Linked DNA regions of Homo sapiens: region 1 is linked to region 2. A link is a loop called in an ENCODE intact Hi-C map of the cell type or tissue named here. Cell type or tissue: transverse colon. All regions are shown on one strand. Links, peaks and the distances in the headings refer to the core of each region. The heading gives the core; the rest is flanking DNA. Region 1 holds the start of LOC105377380 (a long non-coding RNA gene). Region 2 overlaps UGT8 (UDP glycosyltransferase 8).

What was found. A loop is a pair of places that touch in the nucleus more often than their neighbours do. Peaks named below come from ENCODE experiments on the same cell type or tissue, not always from the same donor. Only the 100,000 strongest peaks of a DNase experiment are listed, where the experiment ranks them.
Region 1: it touches region 2 in a loop (2.9-fold over the local background); 1 of 110 quality-filtered maps calls a loop at or near these places.

What each region holds. Positions count from the first base shown.
Region 1 is chr4:114,551,878-114,568,964 of GRCh38, reverse strand. LOC105377380 (a long non-coding RNA gene) reads left to right here and starts at 10,239. Exons shown (of 6, transcript XR_939093.3): 1 at 10,239-10,593; 2 at 13,334-13,416; 3 at 14,014-14,147. RefSeq lists an enhancer at 6,151-6,994. In transverse colon, for the core only: no CTCF peak of the experiment used is centred there; DNase peaks (open chromatin) are centred at 5,380 and 7,164; H3K27ac peaks cover 2,681 bases.
Region 2 is chr4:114,622,048-114,639,134 of GRCh38, reverse strand. It overlaps UGT8 (UDP glycosyltransferase 8), which reads right to left. Exons shown (of 6, transcript NM_001128174.3): 2 at 15,433-16,256. The coding sequence starts at 16,254. Among named protein-coding and RNA genes, the nearest start is that of MIR577, 26 kb to the left of the region's middle. In transverse colon, for the core only: no CTCF peak of the experiment used is centred there; no DNase peak of the experiment used is centred there.

The DNA of each region.
Region 1 (17,087 bases), core at 3,675-11,674, 73 kb after region 2:
TCATTAATTAGTAAAAATACCTGAAAATCCATTATTGCTTTAATGCTTACCTTCAGATGATTTTGTTAAAGCTTGGGTGAAGTGGCAGTAAGAGCTGTGAAATGGCAGAGATAATCATTACATTTTAACTCTCAATGCCTATATCAAGTAATATAAATTAATGAAACATCATTTTAACAAAAATACCAGAACTTAGACATACACATGAATGTTTTCCTATAAAGTACTTACCTTGAGAAACTGAATACTTCCAAAGTAGCCACTGGTCAAAGAAAGCCAGAACTAATCTTTTTTTCTTCTTCTTCTTTTTTAAGACGGAGTCTCGCTCTGTCGCCCAGGCTGGAGTGCGTGCAGTGGCACGATCTTGGCTTGCTGCAACCTCCGCCTCCCAGGTTCAAGTGATTCTCCTGCCTCAGCCTCCTGAGTAGCTGGGATTACAGGTGCCCACCACCACAACCAGCTAATTTTCATATTTTTAGTAGAGACAGGGTTTCACCAGGTTCGTCTCGAACTCCTGACCTCAGGTGATCCACCCGCCTTGGCCTCCCAAATTGCTAGGATTACAGGCGTGAGCCACCGTGCCAGGCTAAGAACTAATCTTAAAGCATTGCCATTAGCCTATGGCATAGCTCTTAGGACTAATTTTAGTAATAAGAAATCTTTGTCTTTCGTGAATAAATTTGCTTATTGGAAATACATAAATGCTATTTTGAGCCAAGCCCGGAGAATTGGATAGGTAGTCAAGCTGTGTATGGCAATATTTTGGTCCAAAAATAGTGACTACTAAGAAACATCTTATATGCTTATTATGGCTTGTTAACATATTCTAGAAACAATTCCAAGTGGAATATTCTAAACCTACTTTGAGAACAGACAGGAAGGACATCCCGAAATCTACCTGAAGGGCAATATTATTTTATGCAGTTATATTAGAAATTATGTTTAAAATCAGTTTGTATGTGTATAGTTACCTTCAAAAGAAACTAATTTTAATACTAGCCTCAAACATATCAGCTTAGCATAAAATATATATATTTAAAACTGTATCTTTGAAGTAAGATAGTTATTACAGACATTTCTCCTAAGTGCTCAGAACATAATAGGCACTTGATAAATGCTATTGGATAACTGAGTTGCAGTCAATCTTAAGTAAGTAATAGATTGAAGAACACTTGCTTGAAAATAGAAATTTATTATGATTTTATGATTATTACCTGGTAGCAAATGTAATCTTCCTATTGACTTAAAGTGTTGGGAAATTCAGCTTATGGGGAAGTAGCCTACTTAAATGTGTCATAATAGACCCTATATTTTTCATTAGGCCCGCTACTGTCATATTCAAAGATATACTCCTACATGAGAAACTTCATAATATAAAATAATTACCTAGGTTTTTAGAAGCAATATAGATTACATAGATCCACAATTGCATATCTGAGCATGGACTTGGCCCACACATTAGTAGCAACAACAAAAACGTTATAGATTATATAGCCATCGTAGTTGGCACAGCCCTTCACAAGTTAAGTAGTTTGCTCTGCCGTGTAAATGTCTTAATTACCGAAGTAAGTAATTAGAAAACCATAAAGTTATTTAGAACTTTAGATGTTCACTTAGGAGTCATATAAGTAGTATTTATGAAAATTACCCCGGAGGAGCAGTAGTGTAGTTTTCGTAACAAAATAGTTGAATTTGATTTTAACTACACTTAAAAGAAGGGAAATCAGTCCACAAAGAAAGTTAGTATCAGTGAGTATGCCTCCCAGATGTGGAGTTACTCTTCTTTTTAACTTAAATATATGACAATAACAGGCAAATATAAAATAGTGAAGGATGATCAGATATTTTGAAAGTATAACTGACATAGGATCTTAGTGTATTATGTTTATATTAATTTGATGAATATTTATTGTACCCCAGTGTAAGATGTTTCCATAACAGATTGTTTGCCTTTGGCCTGTTGCATTTTCCTACTTTGTTTTTCCAAAAAAAAGTTATTTTAACTTTCCTATTTATATTGTAATTTAACACACACACGCATACACACATGCACATATATATAACACAGCACGTCACTCTGGGCATAGATGTATTTTTAATCACGAGGACCCTAAGTTTGTGCCTTGCCTACACATTACTTCTCTTAATATGGTAGAAGTCTATGTAGAGTTGGAAACTCTACTAAATTGAACATTTCTGAAAAACTTCATCTTACTCTGACATTTAGCAAGGAAGATGTTTAGCACATGCTTATTTATTGACCTGATCTGGCCTGGAAGATAAGCACCCTCTCTCTGCGTTCTCTCTACTTGTACAACTTTAGAAAAAAGCATTTATTCTTCTTGAGTCTTTTTCTCCATTTGATTAATGAACAATTTATGGATTTTCTGTATTTGCTATGAGCAGCCCTATTTTGCAATTGTATACTGTCTCTGCTAAAATTGACATCAAGAATCTCTGTGTTTTCCAATTATTCACCCCAAAGCTAGTTTCTTCTCAACACATACTACACACACATATAGACACATTTATATTTTGGCATTCTTCCTTTCATGTTAGAAAATATTATAAAAATACTCTCTTGCCCCTTTTTAAAACCTGTTTAATTATTTTTTTAAGTTTACCAGTTAAATTGTCACTGAATGAGATTTCACGTATGAAGTCCAAACACATTGCCTTGCACAAAAATTCCATAAGCTGCGATTATGATTACTATTCTTAGCACTCTCCCATTTTAGGAAAAAATTAAATAATCCAGAGGAAATGAAGAGTCACAAATTTATAACTTTACTCTCTTCCTCTATATGTATATAATAAAGTAATATTCATGTTTAGAAAGGCAAATATCTGCTCAGTTACTTCTCAACAGCCATTTCAGGTGGTGAGAACTACTCAAGGAAGAAATATGAAGATTTACTGTCAATCCTGATGACTTGAAATACCTGAGCTACATCAAGACTTTTACACCAAAGCAGAATAGAAGGAGGAAATACATAATAACTGCTTTTAAGAAATAGCCAATTGATTAAGCATTTATTTTGCAGACTCTATTTTATCGCAATAGTAGTTTTTACCTGAATTAGGTTAGTGTGTGGTTCTAAATCTGGACACTTTCTTCTGTTGCACTAGTATCTTTGCTTATCTTGTACCTGTATTACATTGTTTTAATCACTTTAGCCTCATCATTTTTCTTTTCTTAATACAGTTTGATTACACAAAGTGTAAAGAATTATCATCATTATGTTATCATTATTTCTCAGGTACATATGGATGCATTTTCTTATTTAATGATGATATCATGCAAGGTACCGGTTCCCCAGGGAAGACCAAATAGCTTTGAAAGCCTTGTCTCAGGAGTCATTTGTAGAATCATTGAAGGCAGCCTGATGATAAATCTCACATGTACAAAGAAATAGTAGTCTAGGCCAAAGTTTTCCTTATTGGCTCAGAGAATGCGAGATAATTAAAAGCAGGTCTGGAATTGAACTAAGAGGCTATGTTTCCTGGCCAATGATGTTACCCAACAAATAATCATGTATGCAAATTACATACAAAAATTTAATTTATCTTTTATAATTAAGTTGTTATTTCAATTGTAAATAGAAGTCAGGAACATCTAGAGTCCTTTCACACTGAAATGATAACTCTGCTGATATGTTCATAATAATAGTTCTTTCATCTCTGTAACACAATGGATGTAGAAAGCCAAAAAAAAAAAAAGAGGGATAAAAAATGATGCAATGGGTTTGAAGCATCACTCCTTCAGTCTTGTAGGTAGGAATGCCCAGCTATTGGTGAAAATGCTATATATAGTATATATAGCTTATATATTATATATGACATATATATATGTGTGTGAAAGGATTTTGAAAGTATATAATACACACACACATGATTAACAGCATACTATTCTTTTCCTTTCTCACTTTGTAATCTCTGTTCCAATATGTCAAGGTGTTTAGCTCAATGTGAAACAGATATTAATTAACCAGACAGACCTGAGCCACAACAATGCAAAACTATAGAACTGTACTTCTCAACATGTGTATATTGAGTCTTGACTCAGCACCCCACTGAGTTATTGAGAGGGACTGAAAAGAAGCATATGAGATTGTCCTAGTCATTTCAAGAGATGGGACTAAACATTCTCACTGTGCAATATGAAGATCTTTAATATGTTCCTTGAATATCAGCTTCTCCATTGTCACTAATGTTGCCAAACCTTCATTTGTAAATTCTTCGTTTTTAATTTTAAAAGGTAAGTAGTATGCCTCTCTTCTTGCAAACTTTGCCTGACTCACTTTAGTTCTCTTTCCTTCAGAAAATATCCTCTGAGCTCTTCTCAGGGTTGGTTGTTCATCTCTACTATATCCTTATACTTCTCCTAGTGTGGCCCTTATGCTGCTTTAATGTAATTGCTTAGTTGTTTGCATCCTTAAGCTAAACTGTAAATTATATAATGAAAAATATATGTACATAATGGGAAAATGATGAATAAATGAATGATAGTTGACTTTCAAATTCCTGTTGTTTGAAATGTGCATATTAATTTCCAGGCATGTTACTGAAAATCCAATACTTTCTAGTTCAGAAATTGAGAACTGAGCTACAATATAATCAAAAGATTTTACTTAAATAATCAAGTCACTGTCTTGCTATATGAAGCAAATAAAATGTGTAGCTGTTAACATTTGTTACATACTGCTATGCCTGGCAGCACGCTAAGCAGTTTACTTCGTTATCAAATTTACTTCTCACAGCAACTTCATGATGTTGACATTGTTCCCATATTATACCTGGGGCCAATTGATTTTATCAAGCATAAGTAGCCAAAGGTCATATAGCTATTAAATGTTGGGGTCAGGTGCTAAATTTAAGCAATCTACCAGTCCCAGCTCTTATCTTCCATGCAATATACTTCTTGTCACTATGCTACCTGCACTAATTATTAACCTATATCCCAGCTTCAAAATACCTTTCTCTCCTCAGCTGGCTTTGAAATTCTAAGGCTGGAAAGCCACATTTCTGCTTTTCTAGCTGGATCTATGCTAGGCTCTGCCAAGAGGGGATGCAAGAGGGTGACTGCAAGGCAGGAGGTGGAAGACAGGAGACTTTCCAGGCTGCTTCCCGTGGGTTTCCTGTATTCTTCTTATCTGGTCGTGCTCCCACTGGGCATATATTAGCTGGGCATAGTTCCCCACTGAAGCAGCAGAAGTCCTTTTTGTAATTGCATAAGAATGTAGTTTGTGGTTTTCCAACACTTGCAGAATCAGCTTTATCAAGCTCCTCTCCTCAGAGAGCCAGGTCCCACTCCCGCAGGAACCCTCCCCTAAGGTCCTCAATGTCAATGAATCACTGTTTGTTCTGACCTAATTAACAACTTCATGCATAGGAGCAGTCTCTTCTGAGTGGACATTGACCCACACCAGGTCATACATACAGCTATTAAGTGATATATTCAGAAACTAAAGTTGGGCCAGTCTCCCAACCACAGCTGTTATCTATTGTGAAAGATTCTTATCACTGTGCTAACATATGTGATATTCCACTTGTTTGTCATCATTTTCTAAATAAATAATAGTAGGAGGTAGAACAGCAAAGAAATAAATTAACAAAAACAAGTTTAAAGCTTAGAAACTCTCATATTTAAATCTATTGTTCATACAATCACATGGATTTCTTTAAACAGTATTTCCAATTCTAATATAGCCATATAGATAGATATAGAACTGGATATATGCCTATAACATAGCTAATACATAGCCATATATAAATAGATTAGCTAGATATATAGTGACTATATTATTAAAACATATAAAATGTAGCCAATATATCTCTCTATATACTCATATAGAGGGAGAGAAACAGATATCCACCTAGCTAGCAACTAATTTGGGCTTTCAGGTGTCTAAAGTGGTAGTCAGAAACATAACTTTTCACATCTACAATGGATAATTAGAATGTCTATACTTTTTTCTATCCAGAATAAATGCCATAAAGAAATTTGTGAGTTTTCTGTTTTCAGGTTTAAAACTACTAGATTGTTGTTTTTGCTGCTACTGCTCCTATTATTTTCCACACCACTGCAATTGTAAATATAAGTGAATTTTTTTTTTAAGTTCTTATTTGGAGAATTTTAACAAGTGATAGATATGACTTTCATTTGATCAGCAAACATTTTAATCACTTATATGCTAGGTACTGTGCCAAGTGCTAGTTTTATAATGCAAATAAGACAGAATATGCAGTTCCTGCCCTGCTGTTATGGTCTAACTGGGTTAAATATTTAAAACGTGAGTACTTTATAGAGTATTTAATGTTTATGTATTAGCTTTTGGGGTTATTTTTTGGAGGAAGAGTGAGAATAAGAAAGGACCTCTTAATATGCAAGATAGTGTGAAAGGAAAATAAACCTTGGAACCCCAAAATCACTGAGCTAAAGGGAAAAGTCAAGCTGGCAACTGCTTAGGGCAAACCTGCCTCACATTCTATTCAAAGTTAGCCCTCTGCTCACTGAGATAAATGCATATCTGATTGCCTCCTTTGAAAAGGCTAATTAGAAACTCAAAAGAATGCAGCCCTTTGTCTCTTATCTACCTATGACCTGGAAGTCCCCTCCCTACTTTGAGTTGTCCTGCCTTTGATTCCAGTTGCCTTGCCTTTTCGACTACTGATTGATGTCTCATGTTTCCTTAAAATGTATAAAACCAAGCTGTGCCCCAGCCACCTTGGGCACATGTTGTCAGGACCTCCTGAGGCTGTGGCACAGGCATGCATCCTTAACCATGGCAAAATAAACTTTCTGAATTGACTGGGACCTGTCTCAGATATTCAGGGTTCATTTGGTAACTATGAAGAGATTCTGAGTGGAGATGCCCCTGACCTTTGAAAAATCTATGGGTGCCTGGTACCATCTTGAGCTAACCTTATGGCTCAAACCAACAGGACAATTTGCCGAGGCCTGGAAGCACCCCCTCCAGAGAATCCCTATTCTCCCAAAATTTGGTTGAGATCTAATGTTTATTTTGCTGTACAACTCTTTTTTGTTTGTTTGTTTTTTGAGTTTTACTTGTTTCCAACAAGGAAGGCAAGTTTTCCTCCCTCCATTGATACAGAAGGCAGGGCTCCTTGCCAAACTCCACCCTCAAACCTGGAACCTCAGCCCTAAGTGAAAACAGCTGACCCTGATACAGAAGGGCTGGGCTCCTGGCTACACTCCACGCTCAAGCCTGGGACCTAGGCCTTAAGTGAAAGCAACTGACCCCATTTTTCCAAATGATTGCCTTTTTGACCCACCCTGCCCCCTATCCTGTGCCCATAAAAACCAGCCCAGCTGGCAGAAGAAAGCTACAGCAACACAAGCAGCTGAGCCTCAGGGATACAAACTGCTGAATGTCGGGGATAAAAGTGACTGAGCAGTGAGCAGAGAGGTAACTGAACATTGGAGACTATGGATAAGGATGGCTAACTTCAGATGGTGCAGTTTTGGAGGGGAGCCTGGCCAGAGATGGCTGGGCTTCAGGGAAAAATTACCTTCTTCCTGCACCATCTCCTAAGGCTAATGAGAAGCTCAAAAGAATGCAGCTATTTGTCTCTCAAGTACCTGTGACTTGGAAGCCCCCTTCCCAGTTCCAGCTGTCCCATTTTACATATGTTGACTGATGCCACGTCTCCCTAAAATGTATAAAACCAAGCCTCTTGAGGCTGTGTCACGGGCATGCGTCTTCAACCTTGGAAAAATAAACTTTCTAAATTAACTGAGACCTGTCTCACATTTTCAGGGTTTACAAATTTACTGTTAGCTAAATCTTCTGAGTTATTGGCAAAAATACCTATGTATTTAACTTTGAGGGTCTTACTTAGGTTTAGGTAAGCACCTGATGTTCACAGACTACTAAAAATGTGTTTAACAAGGAGGTAACTAACTTTAAATGATAGTGTCTAATATCTCAGTTTACGGAAGTAATCTAGATAAACTGATAAAAGTAAAAGAATTGAGTACAGTGAATGGGATAACACTTTAGGTAAACTTTTTATTTAAATTAAAATCTTAAAACATTTTGATGCTCATTTAATATCTGCATCATTTCCAGTTAAAGGGTTATGATATGGGGAACCATGTTTCTAAAATTGTGGATTTATTCTTATCTATTAATGCCCATATCTGATGGTTCAGGATTTCTTGCTTTTTAGGGTTGCACTAAAATTTTAGTTTACTAAGGAAATGAATTCTACTTAATACATAATTCTGTATATCAAATGTGTCAGAAAAGGTTATGTTATTAGTGAGGAAAAGAATAATTTTGTCTAATTCAAAAGTTACCTAATAGTTCAAATTACCGATTTGAAAAGGTTGTTTATGAAACCATGTAGTAACAAACCAGAAGGTGGGGAGAAAGATGTGGGAAATGTTTAGATTATAAAATACTCTTTAAAACCCAGTAGAGAATTGGAGACATTTGGCTAATTAACATTTTCATAGTTAAAGCTCTGAGTCTTGATTAAAGTAAAATAAGAAGTATTGTTAAAAAAAAAAAGCATCAGCAGTTTGGCAATTCTTTTTGTAGCAATTCAAATTTCATATACATGCTTGCGTTGCTTTGCACTATGTTTACTGTTTTGCGTGGATAGTGCCGGCACTGGAGTACTTATTGGTCATGTACCTAAAATGAATTTCTTAATTGCACAGGATTGTATGATATTGGTAAACTTGAGGATATTGAATTGTGTATTAGGAATAAAATATTCATTATGTGGGTTTTTAAGGGCCCTGGATAACACTATAGCCTCCAGGGTAGATTGAGTAGGAAAAATTTAGGGTCGGTTTCCTATTTGTTTTGGCTACCAGTTTTCATTCATTTGCTGTTTATTCTTTGGCTTTGCCTATGTATGCAGATATAAAACCATATATATATGGTTTTAGGCTTCCTGACACTTTCTGTATAAAACCATATATATATGGTTTTATATCTGTGTATGTGTGTGTATGTGTGTATATATATATATATATATATATTTAGTTTCCAGTGGAAGGCCTTTATTTGGTTCTTTAATAGATATTTTGTTTCCTATGCATTTCTAGCAAGTCATCATTTGTTCCACTTATCTGGAATTCCTAGGCTACCTTCATCAGGCCCCCTAGGTATTGATGGAACACACCAGCTTTTTAACCTTAAACTAACTTTTTGGATTTTAGGCTTCCTGATACTTTAAGGGTGTTGAGTATACTCTTGTAAACATAATTTGAGTCATATTTCTCTCTAATTTCTCCAAAATTTGTAAACTATTTGTGAATATTCTTAATTCATGGCAATGTATTTGTTTGCATATAGTTTAGCAGGGTTGCTAAGGCTGCTCAGGGAGAGAGAACTCAGAAACCTGGCATGCTGGCAAAAGGGTAAAAATTTCTTACCAGTCAGACTCTGGCCTCTCTCTCTCTGTGCAAACTGGATAAATAAATAATGAAAGTTACTGTTAGTGTTTATCTCCTCTGTATAATTTTGATTAATTTAAAAAAAATTCTGAGGCTAATGTTAAACTGTAGTGAATATGTTGTGTTTTGTACGTCTTTCTATATTGCTCTGTTATAAAAAGGGACATCTTAGAATAAAATGCATGCCTATGACCTCATCGGCCCTCTGTTCAAGATGGCCCAGCAAACTGGCCCACCACATTCTTGGGAGATTGACCTTGTAACCATGTGGCTGTGCTTTCTCTTTTTACAATGGTAACCGGGTTAGGGTTCAATTTCTGACTTAGGGAACAATTCCTTTATCTTCTGTCTATATTTAAATGTGTTATATGTGTAATATGAAAGAACTATAATTAATTGGTTTAATAATAAGAGCTTCAATCAAATATTTTGTCCGAAAAGTGTAATGCCTTTTATTTAGTTCCTGTGACTTAAGTAATCTTTAAAAAAGTTTTAAAGATTATTGGTAAAATAAAAATCTTCAAAAATGTAAACATTTCATTTAAATATGCAGATCAGATATTAGGTTTGCTAAATGCTTTAAGGTCATAAACTACTTCTTTGACTTTTAAAAAATTGTTCAATGTATTTTGGAGCATTTGATTTTAAATAAAGCCTGGGGACATAGGAAATTAGCCATGCCCCCTAGCTATGCAGAGAAGGTTACCAAAAAAAAGAGGCTTTATATAAGAAAGGATCTTGTATGGTAAATTTTTGTCTTAAAGTAAAATAACTGGTTGTTTAAAAGAGGGATGTTTAGGACAAGTCAGAAAGTCCAAGCATGTCATGGATAGTCTATGTAAGTTGTGAAAGAATTTATGAAAGAGAGTTTATGCAAGAAATGTACAATTTAAAGGTCATTTGGCCTCCTGAATGCTCAAAAATGTCACTATGACTCTTAACTGTACAACATGCCTGCTTTACAGCTAGGTAAAGCCTGGGACACTTGGAGGTAGACACTGGAAAGAGTCAGAACTTATCTGCACTTCTGTCTGAGTCCTAGGCTCCACAACTAATACATACTTCAAGTCCCAAACTTAACAAGGTTTTGGCCAAAAGTAAAAGTCGCTAAGCGTTAACATTGTTATTGAGACTACTGAAGAAACAGTTTTACATGCAAGGTATGTAAAAAAAGTGAAATGTGATTTAGTAAAAGATTATAAGAAGGCATGGGAATGTGGATTTTTTTTGTTGTTGTTTTTGCCTAAAGGGTTAAAGGATTGTTTTAAGTTAGGATAAAGCTAAAGGTTTGAACAAGTTGTGGAAGGGTTGTAAAAAAAAATTAATCTTGTAAAACACTATGTGTATGAACATACTGACTAAATTTAAAGGGTCATTTTCTGGTTTCTGCATAAATTGAACATTGAAATAAAAGCACAAACAGGGTTTTCTTAAAGCACTGATCTTTAACAAAAATTTGTAAAGGCTTATAAAAGGTTTATGAGAATCTCACCTTATGATGATACTGATTAAAATTGGAAAGATTTGTCTATAGGGTTATTAAAAATTGGAGCTGACATTAATGGTACACTAATGCAAGGGTAAAATTTGGCTTTCTCTCTTGAACAAGATTTTCATGTAATATTAAAAGATAATGAAATATTTTTGTTTGGCTTTTGAATAAAATACCAAAAAATTAAATAAAAGGAAAGGCAAGAGACCAATTATTTGGAAAGCTAGGTCTTCTTCCCCTATCAATGAGTAAAGGTTTTTGCCTTTTAAATTTTTGAGTCATCATTTTGGCTAAATGAATGTCTTATGGTAACCTGGAATTCTATTTCATAATATCAATGTTTTAAACGTTTAACATATTTGATAGGCCTCCCAAAATCAAATTTCATCTTCAAAATAGCCTTTTCTGACTTCTAACTTTGAGATGCTGCAGAAGGCTCTTGAAATATCCAAAAGAGAGGTAAATAGGATTACTTGACATGTTATAAGGGAAGCATTGTCCAAAAAAAAGTTTAATCTTCATTTTATATTTTAGTCAATGATATTAATATATGTTACAAAATCATAAGGATTTCTTAAATTCTAATATGTCTGAGTATATGCTATCAATTATAATTATGGTTATTATATTAAGTTATTGTAAACTACAGAAATAACCAATTTCCTTGTATAAAGCTACTAATCCAAGTAGAACAAACAATTAATTGAATACCAAGAAAATATGTCATCAGATTTTCATGTTTTACCAGCAGATATGGAAATTGTTTAGATATACAATTTGAACTCCATGGTCTAGGTCAAATTACCTTGACAATCCATCAGTTATCAGTGCTATGCACCTAACTTGGTAAAACAACTGGTATTCAGGAGGATATAAGTCTAATGTTATTTAAACATGGACTCATGGAGAACCAGGATGATCACCTTGTCCTTCCTGAGTCCTTAAAGCTTTTGTTATTAAAAGTTCTACATTCCATGATTCATCATGGAAAAAATAAAATCCAAATTGAATATATTTTTGTGGTTACTTATCATTTGTTAAAATAGTTGATAACCAATGTTTGGTCTCATCTTCCTGGGAAAACAATTAAAGCTTCAGGTACATTTGGTCACCTGATGGATGATTTAAACATTTTATATACGGATTTCATTCAATTGACATTTTCAGTGCATGTTTTCTTGTTGTATAAAAGCTTTCCCATGCAAGAAGGCTGATGTTGGCTGGGCATGGTGGCTCACGCCTGTAATCCTAGCACTTCGGGAGGCTGAGGCAGGAGGATCACAAGGTCAGGAGATCAAGACCATCCTGGCTAACATGGTGAAACCCCATCTCTACTAAAAATACAAAAAATTAGCTGGGTCTCCTGGCACACATCTATAGTTCCAGCTACTGGGGAGGCTGAGGGAGGAGAATTGCTTGAACCCAGGAGGTGGAGGTTGCAGTGTGAGCCAAGACCGCACCATTGCACTCCAGCCTGGGAGACAGAGTGAGACTTCATCTAAAAAAAAAAAAAAAAAAAAAAGACTGATGTTATAACAGTAAATTATTATGCTACAATGTATTTTTGTCAAATAAAGAAGCCTCTTATGACTGAGGACAATCAACCCCTTCACAATCTAGAACCCAAAGATTATATCTTCTGAGAACATCAGAGAAAGACTGTCCTTGATATCCACAATACGGCAAAACTTCAGGACCTTAAACCTTGGGTTCATAATCTCACAATTGAGCAGTGTCCCATCACACTCTTGGGACTGTACACCCCCTGAAACCCTTAAGGTAAAGCTAATCAGGAAAGTTACTCCCCAGAAAAGATGGCATCCTTGATCTGAACAGCTTTTCCCAAGATCATGGGTCAAGACTTCTCTACTATTAAGAGACTTATCTTTGAATTTTTTTTCCTTGCTTATGCCTCTATGAACAATAGAAGTGGAAAAACGTGTCTGTTATGTGGGCTTATGGGGTAGACTTTTATTTGTGAAGGAGTTTTCAGCCAGCCTATATATGGATAACCTTATATATTATAATCAATCAGAAACAGAACATTGGTTCACTCCTCTAAACTCATATTATGGGTTAAAGAGCACATTGCCAAGAGGCCTTCACTCTTCTAGAAGGGCATCATTTGTTAGGTCCTTTTTCCATAGTTTGGAATAAAAGAAGCAATGATTAGAAATCTATCCTTTGTGATAGGCTTTATAGAAGATTCTACTGTAAAAGCTACAGTTACACAACAGGTTTTAAATTCTCTTGTGAAGGTTATGATAGAATTGTCTGAACAGAGAGGTATCTGTGCAGCTGCTGGTACTCATGGCGTATGGAGAAAACATTAGATATTACAGAGATTCAGTCATAGTGTACAAAGTAAATGACTTTGTAACTTTATTTTATTCTCTTCATTTACATAGATTGTACAACAAATAATGAATGGAAAACTCTAAAGGGTATTTAAACCCCAGAAAACGGATTAATGAAGCCACTGCTTAGTTAAGTGAGTAGACTCTTTATTTAGCTCATTCTTTGATCTATTTGATTTTAGGAGGTTTGGTTTATAGAGACCCTGGGTAAGAAGCATACTCCAAACTCTTGGTATTATCCTAGTGATAATCATAATAATAGTCTCACTGGTGCACTGTATTCTCTCAAAGATTTTAAATGTTTGCATACAATGGCCTCTAGAATGTCAAATGGTCTCTCTTTAACTAGAATGACAAGAGCTGAAAGAAATGTGTGACCATGAGGACGCTATAATCTATGAATGACATGCTGAGACCAGAGGCCCTAAGTTTTGGTCACACTCTCACCTAAGTGAGAACGTGACCAAAAAGGGGAAATTTTTTAAAACAATTATGAGAGGTCATTGTTTTGGGCTGAGATCATGCGCTAGGCCCCAACACACCAAACCTAAACCAAAATGGAGTTGTTCATGCTAAGACTTTAAGGAAAGACATAGATCCTAGAACAGACCACAGACTAGATTTTGCTTTTCTCCTGCAAATCTCTATAACAAACATTCCTGACAGCATAGGTATCCACTCCCTTAAGTCTCCATTAAATTTTTTAACCAAATTCAATTCCTCTCACCTAGAGACCATCAAGCTTCAGATGATCATGCAACAAGTGTTCCAGCCAGTTCCGGGTGAAGTCACCACCTGTGGCCATCAAGGAACTACCCTGACTCCACTAGACAGGGCAGGGCAAGAGTTTCATGATCCCCAATAGGTAGGTACTATACCCCAAGCCAGCATGAAGCTGTTACAGAAGGAAGACCATCAGTTTTTCCATCTTCCATAAAGATTTATGGGGATCACATCTCTCAGGGGGAAAAAGAGGCAGGAGATTAGGGTCTGGAGGCAGAGAACATAAGGTCAATTCACAATGACTTCCTAAAACTGATTTAAATGGAAACAGTTTTGATTTACATGGAAACCCTTCAGCTAAGACAGGAAATACCTTCTTCATTTACATAGGGCATACACCAAGTAAATGACTTTGTAATTTTACTTCATCCTCTTCATTTACATAGGTTGTACAACAAGTAAACAATGGAAAATTCTAGAGGACATTTAAACCCCAGAAAATTCTGTAATGGGTCTCTTGAGCCCCTGTGCTTAGGCCTGCTCCCACCCTGTGGAATGTACTTTTTTTTTTCTTTTCTTTTTTTTTTTTTTTTTTGAGACAGAGTCTCGCTCTGTCACCCAGGCTGGAGTGCAGTGGCACAATCTCGGCTCACTGACTGCAAGCTCTGCCTCCCAGGTTCACAGCATTCTCCTGCCTCAACCTCCTGAGTAGCTGGGACTACAGGCGCCTGCCGCCACGCCTGGCTAATTTTTTGTATTTTTAGTAGAGATGGGGTTTCACCATGGTCTCAATCTCCTGACCTCGTGATCCGCCCGCCTGAGACTCCCAAAGTGCTGGGATTACAGTCGTGAGCCACTGCGCCCAGCCTCTTTGTTTTCAGTAAATCTCTGCTGTTGTTGCTTCATGCTTTCCTTGCTTTGTTTGTACTTTTTGTCCAGTTCCTTGTTCAAGAAATCTCTGCTGTTTTTGCTTCATGCTTTCCTTGCTTTATGCTTTCCTTGCTTTGTTTGTGCATTTTGTCCACTTCCTTGTTCAAGATGCCAAGAACCTGGACACCTTCAACTAGTAACACCAGCACACTTCAATGCACTTCACAAAAGCCCTAGGCCACAGCTCAGTTCTTTCTCTTAAGAAAAGAAAGAAAGAAAAAGTGGGAAACAAATGATCTAAGAATGATAATGAGAATGACCCCTTTTCACCATTCCATTAGTTTTATGGCACCTCTACTTGCTAGAGTCAGTGTAAAATGGAAATATTAAGGTCTTTGTGCACATTTACTTCAAGAAAAAAGAGCACTGAAGTCAACCTGTACACTGTAGAGTTCCTAAGCTCTCTTTTTCTCTATTTTCTTTTCTGCCTACTTTAAAGCTGCTGTTACTTTGCTACTGAGATAAAAATTACTATTGGGACCCAACTTTTTTTTTTTTTTCTTGCAAGCTGATAAATTTGTATTAATATCTCATGGCTAGATTTCTGAAATAAAAGTCATAAGATCTTTCTGTGTGAGTGTGTGTGTGTATATATATCTTTAAAATGACTTTATATTTTTTTAAGACAGGGTCTCACTCTGTTGCCCAGACTGGAGTGCAGTGGCATGGTCTCGGCTCACCACAACCTCTGCCTCCCAGGCTCAAGCAATTCTCCCATCTCAGCCTCCTGAGTAGCTGGTATTACAGGCTTGCACCACTACTGCCCAGCTAATTTTTGTATTTTTAGTGGAGATAAGGTTTCACCATGCTGGCCAGACTTGTCTTGAACTGCTGACCTCAGATGATCCACCTGCCTCAGCATCCCAAAGTGCTGTGATTATAGGCATGAGCCACTGCGCCTGGCTGATTTACTTAACTTTATGTTTAACTGGCAATTAAATCAGTTCTAATTTCCCTCTAGCACATTTTTCTTCCTGTAGTTTGATATGTAAATTTTCCTATCTGATTTTTCACCTGAGAGTTGCCTCCTTCAATATACAAATTCAGGGTTATTTAGCTGTCAATTGCCTAGGGTAATGAAACAGGTTATCAAGAATTTGAAAGTCTACAATAAAAAAAGGTCTTATGAATCTTTAAGATGTTCTTCTATCACCATGTCTAATACATCTATGTATCTATGTATTGTGTGCACAATGCTTCACTACTGAAAATATATTAAAAAGCTCTAATTAATTGGCTTAAGAAAAAGTACTTAAATACTTTATCGGGAACAGAGAAAAGACTAGTCAAATGCTTTTTCAAGCTTGTATGACTGAATTGAAATCTTTAATAAATAAGCTAGCTTGAAAATTATTTGTGAAGTAATATTAGAAGTGTCTTAAAAATTGCCAGCATACATTTTATTTGCATTTATTGATAAAGTGATTTCATACTTATCTCTGCCAAATACTACATTTTACAATAGTGATTTTATCTCTATGAGCAATTTGAGAAGATTTGGAGTCTTGAAGTCTCCAGCTGCATGAGTCCTGGACCATAATTTCTAATCTCATGGCTTTAGGCAGTTTAGCCCCCAGGCAGGTAGGGGGTTTGTTTTGGGAAAGAACTGTTATCATCTTTGTTTCAAAGCTAACTATAAACTAGTTCCTCCCAAAGTTAGTTTGGCCTACACCCAGGAATGAACAAGGACAGCTTAGAGGTTGGAAGCAAGATGGAGTCAGTTAGGTGAGATCTCTTTCACTGTATCTGTTATAATTTTACAATGGTGGTGTCATAACTTTAAATGATGACTATCTCAGTTTTCATAAATAAGTAAACTATTAAAATACAATAAGTAAATGTAATTGGAAAGATAACTGTAGACAAACTTGCCATAATTTATAATCTAAAGTTAAATTAAATAATTGATATTTCATTAATTGGGTATTTTCCAATAACATATTGTAGGAAAACATTCTTTTTCTAAAAAAAAGTGTGTCCATTTTTAAAAGTTGAATAATTTTTGTTAAATTCAAAGATTACTTAAAGGTTATGTATAAAACAAGGTAAAAGGAACCAGGAAATAAGAGATATAAAGAAAGTTATAGAAATAAAGAGGTATTTTTTTGGTAAGAAAGCTTAAAGAAAATTAATTTTATATGAGAAATAATCT
Region 2 (17,087 bases), core at 605-8,604:
GCTAGAAAACTTATAGATTGCCTGAAAGATCTTTGAGGGCTTTAAGGTTTACGGCATTTTATTTTGTATCTCCAGCATCTAATGGAGTCTCTTGCAGTTGACAGGTACTCAATAAATATTTTCCAATAAGTAATAGAATAAGCCAACGATATAGGTATGAAGGGCTGGGCATTTTCTTTTACAAGGATAAATATTCTCTACTAAGATCCCCACCATATTAGGAAAGTCTGTGAGAAATCCTCAGTGAGCTTGGAATGGAAGCTAGAAAATCTTCTGCAGTAAGAGATATGTAAAAATACCAGTCAGGCCTGAGTATAAATGGGCCACAACAGACCTACAAAACTTAGTGGAATCACAAAATGATGTAGAGAATTCATAACCCAAACAAGTAGCCAGTGGGAGGAATTAAACTTTCCAATAAAGTAGAGAACATTCAGCATAACCAAAGATCAGAATGACCTAAAATGTCAGTCATGTTAGGAGGAAGGAGCTCCTTGCTCTCTGTCACAGGAGATGAGTTTAAAAGTGACAGTGTACAGTGTCTCACACGTGGTGACCTTCAATAAAATACTATGGAAAGAAATGAAATGAGCAAGGAAAACAGATGGAGGGAGGACAGATGAATGCTCCTAAAATTTGCCTCGTCTGTTAATGAGCTTTAGTTACTGGGCTCTCCAGAGGGTCTTGATGTCAGTTACCTAGTAAACATTTTCTTAGCACAGATCCAAAAGTCAGGGATGGAAAAACTACAGTGGAACACCCTTGGAACCCTCATGTAAAAAGCTCATAATGACCCTGTTCCTTACTCCCAGGCCCTAATGTCATACTCTTCAGCACCCTATGCTTTCCTTCATAGCACTTCTAAATGTTGAATAATGGGATTCGTAGTTCAATGAGGGCAAAAATCAACTGTGTTCTGCTAAATCTTGTCTTCTCAGGAGCTAACACAGTCACTGGATTTAAATGAATACATGATTTACTATTTTTAAGTGTCATTTTCCGGTCTGATCATAATGATAAAAGGGTATTTTTTGCTGTTTTAAGTAAATAAAACAAGCACCACATGTCATTCTAAATGTATATCATATATGTATTCTATGGTAAAGTTAATTTCAAAAAAATCTGCCAGAGGTTTAAAATATATTAATCTGGTAGAAAACAAGTATGAGGTTACGTATTTTAGCCTGTAATTCTGAAGGTTCGTTTAGCCCAAACTCTTTATTTTGCAAATGAATAAAGTGGGCCTATCATGATGAAGTAGTTCTGGATCTCTCTGTTCTGTCAGGTTATTAAATTGTCAGTATTCATTGCTTTCAGCATGCCTGCCTCAAAAATGTACTTGCTGTTTTTAACCTTCATAGGCTTGGAAATAAAATAACCAAGCTGTTTAGCAGGTATATAATTGGAATAAATTAACTCTGCGTGATGAAGGCCTAAGGGCAGCTACTGTGAGTCAAGTAAATAAATGTTAGTTCCTGGACATTTTGGCATTTATTTTGGCCTCTCAAATGTCTTTGTGACTTTCTTTCTAGCTCTTGGTGTCGTTCAGGTAAATGAGACCTCCAGAAAAAGTCTGTTTATTACTGGAGTTAGTAGAAGAAATGACACCAAAACTCTAGATCTTTGGTTTTCCATTAAATGTTCTCTTAAAAATGCAGCTCATTTAAAACTAAGTGTGTACTTACTGAATTTCAGGAAATCGCAACTTCATTACTTCCTAAAATGTATATTTCTAAACAAGAACACATACTCAACAAAATATGTACAGTCTAAACAGCAACATGGGATGTGTCCGGCCTATTTTATTCTCAAATCAGAAAAGAAATAATTAAACCTACAGGAGGATGTTAAGCACCATGCCAGGCACTGTAGCATTGTAGAACTCACAAAGACCGTGAGATGTGAGATGCAGATGAAAATGCTGCCTTACCTCCTTCCTCAAAGTTTGAGCCATAATCGCCCGTAGGAGTGGACCATAAAACTGGTATTAGGGGCATTCATATTGTGTCCTCCTAATCCTCTGGAACCATTACCTCTCTGACTTTTACTAACCAGATTATGCTGCTGGTATTGATTCTTTTGACTAATGCCTCACTGTTACTAGACCTCCAATTTCAGTATAAAATATTCACTACTGCTTGAAAGGTAATATGTTAAATTGCTATCAGCCATTAACACATAGTGTTGAATGAATGTCTTTTCCCTCATTCTTTGCTGCAGCTAAGTGTATCTGAGGTTTAGAAACAAAGCGGTTTAAATTTAAGAAAATAAAAACACAGAGAGAGAGAAGGGAATAGGGAATTTTGGAGCCTGAGCCACAATAAGGTTAACTGAGGATGCTACAGTTGGTTTGTGGCCACAGGGTTCCAATGTAGGGTAAAACAAAGCAGAGTGGAGAAGGCAGCGGGAAGTTTGGGGGAAGGGAGAGGGGGCAGCAGAATGCTGAAATGGAGCAGAATAGAAGAAAGTAAAAAAAGAGAAATCAAAGGCTAAATAGAAACTTAATTTTGATAAGGCTGGCTATATTTTAAAGAGATTACGGATTTCTGTGAAAGGATAATATCAAGAAATTATTTCTAGTGAGTTAAAACATTTTGTTAAATATTGCCACATTCAGCACAAATGCTTATAATGAAACACTAATGCGTAAAGATTATTTATTTATGGTTCTCAAACAGAAATGGTATTGTATCAACTCCACTGGGTATGCTTTGTCCGGTTTGATTTTCTAATTAGCAATTCTTAGCATGATTAAATGCTAAATACACAGCTGTGTAAGGCTTCAGCTGGTAGTAACCAGTAGTGCCTAATACTGACTTTTTAAAGAGAATAACAAAAGTACTCAAATACTGGATATAAACCTTTTGAGGCCTTATTCCCTATTCAGCTGAAAGAAGTAATCAACATAAGCACTGATTGTATACAATATGTGAATAAAGCTTGTATCTATGTATTATTTGACATTTCTGTTAAAAAGTTATGTGGACTAGATGGAAAATAAGCCTAGCTTAAATAATGTATTCAGCTGAAATCACATATATATTACCATGATTTCCATTAAACCGTAATTTTAAAAGACTAAAGTTATTACTAAGCAAGTCTAGAGGGATAAACTATACCATCCATATCAAAACATTATCAGAATCCCATATGTTCTGAAAAATGAGCTTTTTTGTATTCATATGAAAAGTTGTATATAATCTAGTACATAAATAATTTCTCTTTTCATTCTTACATTATCTCTTCTTGTAACATCTAATGCTTCTAAAAATTGGAAACAATGGAGACTTTTCTGTCTTCATAACAGGAAACTGATTCAAATTACACATCAGAATACATTTCTGCTCTTTAAATTTGTAAAGATCTGGTAAACAAGCCTCATTTGAAGTTTTATTTACAAAGCGATATACTTAAAACTTAACTGAAATAAATGGATCTTTTTTATGAGGGGGGAAAGCATTTGAACTTTACCAAAATAAATTTGCAAAAGCTTGAAGCATTTTTCTATAATTTCAATTTTTTCCTTAAAATGTTTCTAAATAAATATTTTACAAAATCTTTTCCACAAATTCTCTATCACAAAAAGCTGAAAGGTATAATTCTTAAAAGGTAAGAAAATTATGTATATGGCTTGATGCATTTCAAAATTCTCTTTAAGATTATAGTTGAAGAAAAAAAGTCTTTCAATAAAAATGGTAATTCAATTATATTCACTGGGGAAAAATATGTACTTTCTGTATTGTACAAAATCAAATAATATGGTGGCTTGAATTTTTTTTTTTTTGAGACAGAATCTCACTCTGTCACCCAGGCTGGAGTGCAGTGGCACAATCTCAGCTCACTGCAACCTCTGCCTCCGGGCTTCAAGTGATTCTCCTGCCTCAGCCTCCTCAGTAGCTGGTATTACAAGTGCGTGCCACCATGCTCAGCTAATTTTTGTATTGTGAGTAGAGATGGGGTTTGATCATGATGGCCAGGCTGGTCTCGAACTCCTGACCTCAAGTGATGGTGGCCTGAATTTTTAATCATTGGTTTTTAAAAAACAAATATTACTTGTCTTAAGTCTATTTCTAATTATTGTTCATGGTTTACTAAAAAAAAAAAAAGCTTCACTAGTACACAAATTGTAAAACTGATCCTTTTCTATGCCTCTCACTTGTCCATCCTCTGCAAGACTCCAGCTTTATGAATTATCAGAGATCTGCCAACTGCACTAGAAATAAGAACGATTTAAGAATGGAAGTCTGTATTTTAATGTATGTATAAGGCTCAAAATTTTCTCTTTCACACCATCACTGAAGTGGAAGCCACTTTAAAGACCGTCCAAGCCCTATCACTGACCCACTCACAATTTAGTGATAAAAAAAGGTAAAGTGATCTTGTCAAGGACTAGATATTCACCTGGTTCCCAGTGAGTACTCTGTCACCTCTACCAATGGTCTGATGCCACAAATGTAAGAAGATTGTTAAAGGAGAGTATAAGTTTAGTCATTTATTACTATATATCTACTTAGCAACAACTAAAATTGTCCAGTGACTCAGGACCACAGGTATACATACCCAACTAACTCATGGAAACATCCAATTCACCAACACCAATAAAGGATGGACCTATGATATCACTTTTTCTAGTTATCCTTTATCCTTTCCTAGTCATGACTTCTCAGAATTCTTGGAGACTCCTCTTCCCTCCTCCTCTTCCTTGGAGAGTCGATAAGCCACTGCATTTATTTCCATGGCTTTACTATAATCTCTTGGAAGGTAACTCCCACAACTGAATACCCAGCATTGACCTTTCCTATCAACTCCATGCTCACATGTTCAAACATCAATTTGACTTTTGAATCCACTCATATACCCACAGGTTTCTCAAATTCAATATGCCCCCAACTAAACAATGTATTTTCCTAAAGAACTTCTTCATCCCTTACTCTTTCGCATCAAGGAAATGCCATCCACCAGTTGCTCAAGCAAGAAAACTGGGTTTTTTAGAACCGCCCATCACTCAACTTCACCCCATTCAATTCTACCTCCCAAATATACTTGGAATTATCCCACTTCTCACCATCTCTGCAGCCATCAATGCACCTCTGAGCTACTGCAACATTCACCCAATTGATCCTGCCTGTCTCCTCTCTTCCCCTTTTATTGTTCTTTTTCCACAAAGCAACCAGAGTGATCCTTTTTTTTTTTTAGACAGTCTCACTCTGTCCTCCAGGCTGGAGTGCAGTGGCGCCATCTGGGCTCACTGCAACCTCTGCCTCCTGGCTTCAAGTGATTCTCCTGCCTCAGTCTCCCGAGTAGCTGGGATTACAGGCACACACCACCACGCTTGGCTAATTTTTGTATTTTTAGTAGAGACGGGGTTTCACCAAGTTGGTCAGGCTGGTCTCGAACTCCTGACCTCTTGATCTGCCCACTTTGGCTTTCCAAAGTGCTGGGATGACAGGCGAAAGCCACCATACCTGGCCCAGAGTGTGGATTTTCTAAAAGTAAATCCAATCATGTTAAAGCCCATCTAAAGCCTCAGAAGGAAATCCAAACCTTGGACAGTGAACAAGGCTTTGCATGATATCATCTCTGTTCATCTCTCTAAGGTCACCTCAGTCACTCTACCCTAGCTCCATGCCATCAGCTTCTCAGCCCCCACTGATCTTTCTCAGTTCTTCAAAATGTAAAGTCCTTCCCACTTTGGGGTGGGTGTTGGTTGCCTGGAATACTCTCCTTCCATCAGCTCTCTCCACTTTCTCAGGAGGCATTACTCTGATTGTCTGAGAAGACTCCTTATTTTCTATCACTGCATTCTTTTGGCTTCTGTTACAGCAGTTTAGCTTTGGAAATATGCATCATATTAATTTGTTTACATCTTTATTATTTCCCCTATTAGACTAGAAGCAACACAAACAAAAAAACCATGAACTGCACTTAACATTGCTAGCTCAGTGCCTGGCACATATTAGGTACCCAATAAATCTGCACTCAATGTATAACTAAATGGCCATCTATCCTTTTTAAGTGTGGCCATCTCTTTGTGATTTGTAAAACCTTTTCAATGTTATACATGTGAAAAAGTTCTAAGAGGACTTTGTAGTGAAAAAAAAGTCAAGTCGGTTTATCTGTTTCTCATCATGGCCTGAAAATGGTAGTCAAGGAATTTAGTTAGCCCCAAGGTTTTAACAATATTTATCAAGTCAATTAAGTTGCTTTTCACTGATAAAAAGTCTGGAAATGCATAGTGTAATAAAAGTTTTATTCCATTTTTGCAAAATAAATTAGGCAACTGTATTGACTTTTGCAACTTCGGATTACGTTAATTCAAAACATATGTATTAAAGCCCATACTGTGCAAGTACTGTCGTACTAGGAATGAAAGTGGGTGGGACATAAAAGTTGACTGACCTGAGATCCCTCAGTATTGCTTCCTCCATTATTTGTTTCTGAAATATTTAAAATTCCTTAGAACCTAATGTTTTTCTTAAAGATCTGTGCAAATCAAATCTTTTTAAATGCTATCAGAAGACCTTTTCTCTAAATCTAATTCAGTATAAAATGATTCAATAGACATTCATTAAGTAGTTACTATATTCAATGAAGTAGAACCAAGTCAGCTTACTTTGTAAAGTTTATTTTTACTCTATCACATATCAAGGAAGGAAAAAAGCAGAAGAAAATCAAGGGAAGTTAGTATCCACCACGTGGTCTTAAGTTTCCCCTCCTGCATTTGAACACCATAATTTTTCTGAAAATCCACCCTGTCAAAAGCCACCCAAATGAAATACTATATGTAAATGACCACTTTTATAGGAACTTCTTTGAAGTTTTAGGACAAAGGAAGACATGCTTGTCTGTCTCTTTTTCTCTCTCCTATCTAATAGCATTTTCATCTCTCACAGCTCTTTCTAGAATGGATGCTCTGTTAACCAGCTAATTAACTCTCTATGTTTATATTAATCAGAATTCTTGAATCTTCTCCTAGAAGTGGTTCCTACAAACAGCAATAAATGCTGCTTTACCAAAATATACTCGAAGGCCAAAAGCAAATGGTGAAGATGAATTAAAACAGGGAGAAGAGTTGAAAGTTATTAGTTCTGAGGCCCTTACCTATTACTGACATGGCTGTACATGGCCACTCTATTTAGATCTATATCTTAAAGCAAGAACTGATCATTCAACAGCATCATCTTAGTTTCACAAAGTGGAACTGTAAGGTAATGAGCTGTTCAGATCTACAGTGTAATCCAGGGCTTTTCTAGTTCTTGAAATCTAGATACATATCCATTTGTTTGGGTGCAATTTACACTGAAAATAACTTTCTAAAACAGAGAAAATCTTTAATTACCAGAAAAAAGATTCTCATACAAAATACATTACGCAATGCTATTAAAATTTATGGATCACATGGATTGTATGAGTTTAAATTAATGGTTCTCAAATAGTGGCTGGTCATCTGACCAACAGTATCAGCATGACCAGGTAACATGGTACAAATTATTAGACCCACCCCAGATCTACTAAGTGGCCTACAATCACGTGCCGACAGGAATTTCATGGAATTCTGATCTAAGCAATACTGAAAGAGAATACAATACTGAAGGAAAATACAAAGGATACAATGGGACATTACTTTTCTTTTATTGTTGTTTTTGTTGAGATGGAGTCTCACTCTGTCGCCCAGGCTGGCGTGCAGTGGCACGATCTCAGCTCACTGTGACCTCTGCCTCACGGGTTCAAGCGATTCTCCTGTTTCAGCCTCCCGAGTAGCTGGCACTATAGGCATGCACCACAACAACGCCCTGCTAATTTTTTTGTATTTTTAGTAGAGATGGGGTTACATCATGTTGGCCAGGCTGGTCTAGAACTCCTGACCTCAGGTGATCCACCTGCCTCAGCCTCCCAAAGTGCTGGGATTACAGGTGTGAGCCACTGAGCCCTGCTGGGATATTACTTTTAATGACAAAAACCACAATTACTTTTGCACCAACCTAATAAATAATATAGGAAGAAGTCAGTATAAATATTGGGGTTGGTTGCCGAGTCTGAACCTTAGATCTTAGAAGAAACTACTAAGGCTTTTTTGGCATTTCTAGGTTACTGAGTCTAGTTCTTCAGGGTCTGAGTGTGGAGGAGATTCAGTACAATGCTGGGCTAGAAGGAAGGCAATCATTTATTTGCCTAGAGTTCTCCCTTAAACTCCCTCAAAAATGAGAATCACAGAGTCAGGAGAATGGATAGGTGTGGAGCCAGCAGAAGAGGGGCTGGAGTCCCAGTTCCTCCACTGAAAGGCCTGAAAAATCAGTGTCCCAGAGGTTAAAGAAGCCAGCATTCTGATGAAGCTACTCCCTTAATTCTTCTTTCTACCCTAGAGAAGATATATCTATCAATTTCTGTTCATTTCTTAAGAAACTCCAGGTGATCTAAGAACCACGTATCTCACACAATTGTCATCGTCCTTCTACTTCACTAAGAAAAATAATGGAAGAAAGAAAAAAAAAAAATCCCCAAGATGGAAACAGAAGTACCAGTGTCAACAGCCCGAATGAAGAGAGGTGAAACCATAGATGCTCCACATCCCTCCTACATCTCTATCCACTCTCCTGAGAACCATTCTTCTCCTCAGCATGTGGAAAATAAGAAATGATCAGTGATTCCATACTCTTGGCTCACTGTAAGTTACAAGGGTTATTACAGTAATAATAAGAGTAATAGAGTAATAACTGCCACCACCAGGTATTGTCGTGGCTCTCATATACCAAAAGTCCTCTGAAGTAAGTACTGACATGCTATCCTCATTTTAATTAGGCTGATTCCTTTAACCAAAAGAGTCGTATGAAGATAAGACTAAAAGTCAGGGCCATTTGACTAAAAAAGCCCCTGTTTTTCCATTTTGGTATTTTGTACAAGGAACAATACCTGGAAAGGTGAAATACAATTTTTCATATACAAAGCCAGAAAATAGGTAGTTTGTCTTCAGTGCCACTGATTTGTCACAAGCTCATGCTTACACCACAAAATCTGAGCTCAGAAATAGATCTGACAAACCCTTTGGCAGTAGCAATTTAAATTTCATAAATAGACCTGTTTGGCTTAGAATAAGAGTATTTGTGAAGAATATCATCCCCCAAAACTGGTGTCAACAGTAATTTAATTGAGAAATTTGTCATTTCTAAAAATTATCAGTTAAAAATATTTCCCTTAAAAATATTGCCAGTATTTGACTTAATACCTAAATGAACAATTCTCTAGGGCTTATTAAAGCTTAAAAACTTAACAATGTGTGCTGGAGTTAAAATCATGTCAGATCTTGCAATATCAATTCAAAACAAGTTTGTTTGATTCCGTTCATATATTGGATCTCCTATCATATCAGGAAATCCTTGTAAGCCCATAATGCTTACAGAAGCAGATGACAAGCTATTAAAAACTACAATGTTGCTTAGAAAATTTTTGTATCAGTGAACTGAACAGTTAAGTCATTGATAGTTTCAACAGTGCTTGATTTACTTACTTCCTGGATAGATTTCTTTAACAAGAAATTTGGTTACTTACTATAAATTTGGTTTCTTACTACAAAATAATAAGAAAATACATGATTAACCTATAAAGCATCTGCAAAAACATTTTACATTAATGAGTTCCCTTAGAGAATTTATTTTTTCTGCCAAACTATCATTTAACAGTTCATTAAATATTAAACTTTTATTGAGTGCCAACCACTTTTCAGGCATTCAGGGTATAGAGTACCAACCTTTTGAGGTACTCACATTCTAGTTAAGAGAGCCATCCAACAAACAAACAAACAGTAGTTAAAGTACTAACATTTCTGAACTCAGAATTAGTAACTGGAATGAAATTATTAGTCTCTTCTAAACATTGTCATCCTCAATTTTCTGACCCCCACATAGCTAACAACATAGCATAGTACTACTATATAGATGAAGCTTTACATCTCCAGCTTTAAATTTCATAAGATAACAAATTGCATATGTAATTATTAATAAAAATGGCCTTAATTTTCCACATCTGCTGCAACCCTGGATCAAGTCTTTTACCCCCAAGGACCCTGGTCTCATATCCAAGCCTAGAGACTTCATTCATTAATGGTGAAACCAGCTTTCAATCACCATATGTAATAGGAAGTAATGGCTTCTATGTTAATCAGGAATACCAAGTATGGAAAGTCACTATTTTGTTTCTTCATTTCATTTTTCTTCTCATAAACTTACCTGCTCACAAGTGGCTAATCTAATAACTCTGTTGCTCAATCTCTCATTGTCCCCAAGATCATTCTCTGAGGGAGTTCCAGCAAATAACAAAATGACAAACAGTGAATATCTCCTGGTCTAGTCCCTGGTCCCATGTGCTTTCTTATCTCTGTTTATCTCTTATCTCTCCCCAAGACTATGCTTCCTTAAATAAAAATGTCTCCACAACTGGTGAACTTAAGATGCCATAAATACTCCTAATGTGGAAATATAGTATCTCTGAAGAGCACCAAATGAGTGCCATGCTGCCTCAAATCATCTTTCAAGACAGCAATAGCTGGCCTGACTTTCAGCACTGCCCCTGTTTATATGCATATTTGGAAGAGAGAAAAGACTATTTTAGTTCACAATTGGGTAATGGTATGGTTATCTTCTTTCCTCACTATCAGTAACATTAGAATAGTTATTCTAATTCATTAAAATAACTTAGTACCAGCTGGGGCAGTGGCTCATGCCTGTAATCCCAGCACTTTGAGAAGCCAAGGTGGCTGAATCACTTGAGGTCAGGAGTTTGAGACCATCCTGGCCAACATATCGAAACCCTGTCTCTACTGAAAATATAAAAATTAACTAGGCGTGGTGACATACACCTCTAATCCCAGCTACTTGGGAGGGTGAGGCAGGAGAATTGCTTGAACCCAAGAGGCAGAGGCTACAGTGAGCCAAGATCATGCCACTGCACTTCAGCCTGGGTGACAGAGTGAGACTCCATCTCAAAAAATAAAAATTAAAAAAAAAACTCAACAACTTAGCATGGATTTTTGGGTTGCTTAATGGCTAGGACAGTATACAGACACAAATTTAGAACAAACAGATGATAGTTATAATATTAACATTGTTGCACTAACTGAATCACCTATTTTTGGCAACTATTTCTATTTGATACAGTTCATTAAATATTAAAGTTTTATTGAGTACCAACCATTTTTCAGGCACTCAGGTTATAGAGTATCAACCTTTTGAGGTACTCACATTCTAGTTAAGAGAGCCATGTAAAACAAACAAACAACAACAAAAACAGTACAACAACAGCAAACAGTAGTTAAAGTGCTATTAGGTGCTATAAGAGTTCAAGGCTGTAGAAGTTGAAAAGTGGCAGAGAGCAACTGCCTGGCAGCGTAGGCCATTTCAGCCAATGGGAAATCATCTAAAAAGTATCACTTGAAACATTTATTTTTAATAACTATTAGATTCCCTAAGTAAACATGTACTATTCTTTGGTGGATTATCTGCTAATAAAATTAATAAAAATTAAAATCACTTTCCAATTAGATGTCATTATTTCATTCACATTTAATATTTAAAGGATCTATTTGGCCAGGCGCGGTGGCTCACACCTGTAATCCCAGCACTTTGGGAGGCCGAGACGGGCAGATCACAAGGTCAGGAGATCGAGACCATCCTGGCTAACACGGTGAAACTCCATCTCTACTAAAAATACGAAAAATTAGCTGGGTATGGTAGCACTAGTCTGTAGTCCCAGCTACCTGGGAGGCTGAGGCAGGAGAATCACTTGAACCTGGGAGGCAGAGGTTGTAGTGAGCTGAGATCATGCCACTGCACTCCAGCCTGGGTGACAGAGCAAGAGATTCCATCTCAAAAAAAAAAAAAAAAAAAGAATCTATTCAAATAGGGACCTGTCTACAGACCTCCTTCTTGATCAAAGCATTTTTATTTTTTAATCTTTATCCATGTTCTCTACTGGCCTGCAATGATAGAGTAGGTAAACCACTATATGAATGTGATCCAACTCAGAATTCTTCCCCTTAGTCCACATTGTTTAAAGACTCCTATTAGAGGCAGCCAGGTAGTAGATGATAAGTTGTCTTTCCAGGCACATTTCTAACATGGATTTTAAAATGATTTCTACTATCAAGGCACACAATTTCTTCACTCTACACTGACACAACATTTTGTAATCAAAAGCATTTGAACTTAGGCTGATTTAGTTTATCAAATCTCTAAAGCATAAATAAGAGTCCATATGGTTTCATTTGACTTGAGTATTAAGCCCTGACAATCTTTGAGAGACATAAAATAAATAAGATTCAAAAAACTGCTGTCTCTGCATGGTTTTATACACAATTGTAAGTAAGTAAATGACTAAAATTAGTGACAAGAGATGCAATCACCTTGAAAAAACACCTAATAAATAGCAAAACAATCCACATTACACCTGACTTTGCCACAGACTATCTGTGTGGCTTTTGATGAAGTCTTTGTATCTACTATGTGAGAAATGGATGGACTATTCCCTATCTCTATTCTACCTACTTTAAAGGAAAGAATAAATAAAAGGAATGGAGCCGAACTATATGCTCTCTACAGGATTTCTTTAGGATCAAACATTGTGAAAGCTTATTTAAAATGTCCTTTATAAATTTTCTCTGCCCTTTCATCCCAGGTTGTGAAATTCAGTCCCACTGTAAAATCATTTACAGACATCTGGAAAACCTAATCTATGCCCAGTGTAAGATACCAGGGCAATTAACAATTAAGCTGCTATATGTGAATCATGTGTTCTACGCAGCTACTTTCTGGGCCTTCCTGTGTTACTGTCACAACAATGCCCTGTAAATAATACAGGCATTTGAGAAACTCATTAACTTTTAGAATGAAAAGGTACAGTTTATTATCTCAAATAAATCTACTAGAAAAATCTCAGTGGGAACATGTGTTCATAAGCATATAAAACCACACCAGAATAAGGAATACCTGAAAGAGTACTGCACATCATTCTTCAAAATACTCCCTGCTCAAAAACTATAAATAACATTCTGAAATGAAAACAGCCCTTCACAATGATAATCTAATAGACTTCCAATAATAATAATATACTTATCTATGTCCACATACTATATATAACACATGCACACATGCCATGTCTGTGCATGCAACCAAACTAACTGGCACAAAGCAAACTTTGTAAACAAAAAACGCATTTCAAAAGAACCACTACAAATAGCCCAGAGGAAAAAGAACTCCACAAAGAAAGTCAAGCCAGTGTCAAATGAGAAATTATGGCAAATTAAAGGATATTTTGAGTAATACCTTATGTCGAGCACCAAAAACCACTAAAAAGATGTTTTTCATGTAAAACAAAATAGTGACACTAGTAAGGACATCTGTGTGCAGAGGAATCCATGACAGAAAAAAATGCTTGGATGGTAGAAAAAAAATTATCACATGCTATGCATCTTTTTGAAAGGTAGAGTATTGAAAATAAAACATAAAATATTTTCCTACACTTATACTGTGTCATTCAAGTTGCTGCAACTCAAGACAAATATACAGCAGGAACTGGAAGGAAAGAAAAGGCAATCAGGACAGGACATTCCTTTTTTTTTTTTTTTTTTTTTTTTTAGACAGGGTCTCACTCTGACACCTAGGCTGGAGTGTAGTGGTGTGATCTCAGCTCACTGCGGCCTCGACCTCCTGAACTCAAGTGATCCTCCCACCTCAGCCTCCTGAGTAGCTGGGACTATAGACATGCATCACCATACCCAGCTAATTTTTATTTTTTGTAGAGACAAGGTTTCACTATGTTGTCCAGGCTGGTCTCGAACTCCTGGACTCAAGTGATCCTCCTGCCTTGGCCTCCCAAAGTGCTGGGATTACAGGCATGGGACACCGCGTCCAGCTCCTTTTCATCATATACTTCTTCTTCAATCAAGTGACTGAAGAAGAGAGACATCACCCAGATGAAAACCAAAGGGAGCTGGCAGAAGGGGAGTGTTCTAGCTCGGAAAAGATGATGACCTAGAGAGAACAAGGATGATTTGTGTAACATTTTAAATGACTCAGTTAAGGTAAAGACACACCTTGATTACCAAATCTTTTAGAAGCTACTTCTAAAATCTGATTTTAGCTACCTTTAGGAAGGTGACTCTGCCAGAGAAGATCTGAGGATTCAAAATGAGCTTGGATAAATTCAAGAATGGCTAAGATAAGCTGAGATTAATCCCTATCCTTTACAGTTGACGTCAGAGAGAACAAGTGTGCCCTCATGGCCTCCAGTGGCTGTATATATTTGAAATGCTGTGGGTGTACAGGCCATTTCTGTTTCCATGTTATATGAAATATATCGATATATTATTTATTAATTATAACTCTAATGGCCATATTAGAAAAGCCTACAGGTCGTATATTTCTAATCACCTTATTGCCTCACGACAAAATTCAGCCATGTGATTGTCCTCATCTATACGAGAAAATCTGGATTTACTCTTCATCAAGGCCCTGATAGAATTTTTAATATGTAGTACCAGAACTAGAAATCAACAATTTAGCAAAATTGTTTTGAGTGGCTATTTCCAGAGGTAGGATTAAAAGTAACTTGAATAAAGTCCTGCAACAAGCCCTACACTTCCTAGTAAATGGGATCTGATGTTGAGGTTAAATTGAGAGATTCAATCTGAGGTTAGAAAACTCACTACAACAATAGGTATGTGTATGGCTTCTGCTAATGTGGGATACCTAATAAAAAACAAGGATGGTGAACAGAATACCAAGGGATTTACTGTTGGCTCAATCAATAAAAAGAATTTAAGTTTCACATAGAGAACAGAGTTTCTTAAAGTGCCATTGATTCCATCATTGAAATGAAATTGCAATAGAGCATGCTTTCCTTAAAACCATTACATTTACTTACTAGCTTAAATTAACCAACTCCCTACTTTGATGGAAGTTACCACCTCACTTTCATTATTGGACATAAACTAGTGGTAATAACCTCCCAGAGAAGAACCTCTGTTCACTGACCTGAAGCTAAACATATATACCTGTTAATTGTGCTATTTGGGGCAGAACAGAGGGGATTCTGTGTGTAATTAAAGATAAAATCACTTATACTCATTAAAATTAACCATTTAACTATATTCTCCTCACATACTATAACTATTACTTAATCAGAAAACTACTTCCCAGGCAGTCTATTGACCATATGGCATAGTGGTCTTTTCAGTATTACAGAAATGCTCATTCAAAGCAGGAATGTTTCCCAGGGAAGTGGTGGACCCACATAAAGGGACTTTGGAGGCCCCATGTCCTAATCACCTTTTAGTGTACTGTATATATACAATATATATAAATAACAAATCATATCTCTTCCAAAAATCAAAATTGACTTTTACATTAAAAAAGAATTACCAAGGAATTCGGCAAACCTTACTTCTGGTAGTGGGCTGGCTGGTTTGGTTAGGATTCCTCCTACATAAACAACATTAGGCAGAGTGGGTCTTGGGAATTCCAGTGCTACGTCAGTACACAGCATCCACAGGCTGGACCCATGAACCAAATCATACATGGACTTCTCTGGCAGCAGGTTGTACTTCTGCATTATCCTTTCATATTTGGGAAGAACCAGAAAGCTGACCCCTAATCTGGAAATGAGGTAAACACCGGTATTTTTCATCCTTTGCAGCAAGTTCATGCGGTCTGTGAGGAGTGAGTTAAACTCTGGGACGTATGCTAATGGAGCAGGAGCACCCACTTCAGCAGGATACCAAAGGCCAGTTGAAAATACAGCATATTTAACCCCTAAAAGATGAGCTATCACAAATCCACACATATCATTAGGGTCCACCAGCAGCAGGTCAAATTTTTCTTTCTTCAGACCCTGGATCAGGGCATGGTTGCCAACCATCAGGTCACAGTTCTTAGTATAGTGATCCAGTATGTCAAACAGTTCGATTGCTGTCAATCTCCCAGAGAAAATATTCCGCATCTTGGACTGTAGGAAAGCATCTGAGGTGGTACTGTTAAAGATCCCTGGGTAGCGCTGGAGGCTGTAATGATTAGATGGGGCGATGTCTCTGCCTTCAGAGAGGAGGAACACTGTATGGTGGCCTCTCTCGTGCAAGGCTGAGGCTAGCGTCTTGAAAATGTACATATGGCTTTCAAACATAATTGGCGGCACGATGATGATTTTGGCAGCCTTCGCTATCCCAACAGCACTCCACAGGAGAATGAAATATGGAGTGTAAGACTTCATAGCTGTAATAACAACCAGAAAACAACTTAAAACAAAATACAATGCTCACCATTCAAAACAAGCAATCACAAAGCATTTTTCCCCAAAAATATCTGATCTAATACTTTGTCTAAAAAAAAAATCATGAACAGACACTTCTCAAAAGAAGACATTTATGCAGCCAAAAAACACATGAAAAAATGCTCACCATCACTGGCCATCAGAGAAATGCAAATCAAAACCACAATGAGATATCATCTCACACCAGTTAGAATGGCAATCATTAAAAAGTCAGGAAACAACAGGTGCCGGAGAGGATGTGGAGAAATAGGAACACTTTTACACTGTTGGTGGGACTGTAAACTAGTTCAACCATTGTGCAAGTCAATGTGGCGATTCCTCAGGGATCTAGAACCCAGCCATCCCATTACTGGGTATATACCCAAAGGACTATAAATCATGCTGCTATAAAGACACATGCACACGTATGTTTATTGCGGCACTATTCACAATAGCAAAGACTTGGAACCAACCCAAATGTCCAACAATGATAGACTGGATTAAGAAAATGTGGCACATATACACCATGGAATACTATGCAGCCATAAAAAATGATGAGTTCATGTCCTTTGTAGGGACATGGATGAAATTGGAAATCATCATTCTCAGTAAACCATCGCAAGAACAAAAAACCAAACACCGCATATTCTCACTCATAGGTGGGAATTGAACAATGGGAACACATGGACACAGGAGGGGGAACATCACACTCTGGGGACTGTTGTGGGGTGGGGGGAGGGGGGAGGGATAGCATTGGGATATATACCTAATGCTAGATGACAAGTTAGTGGGCG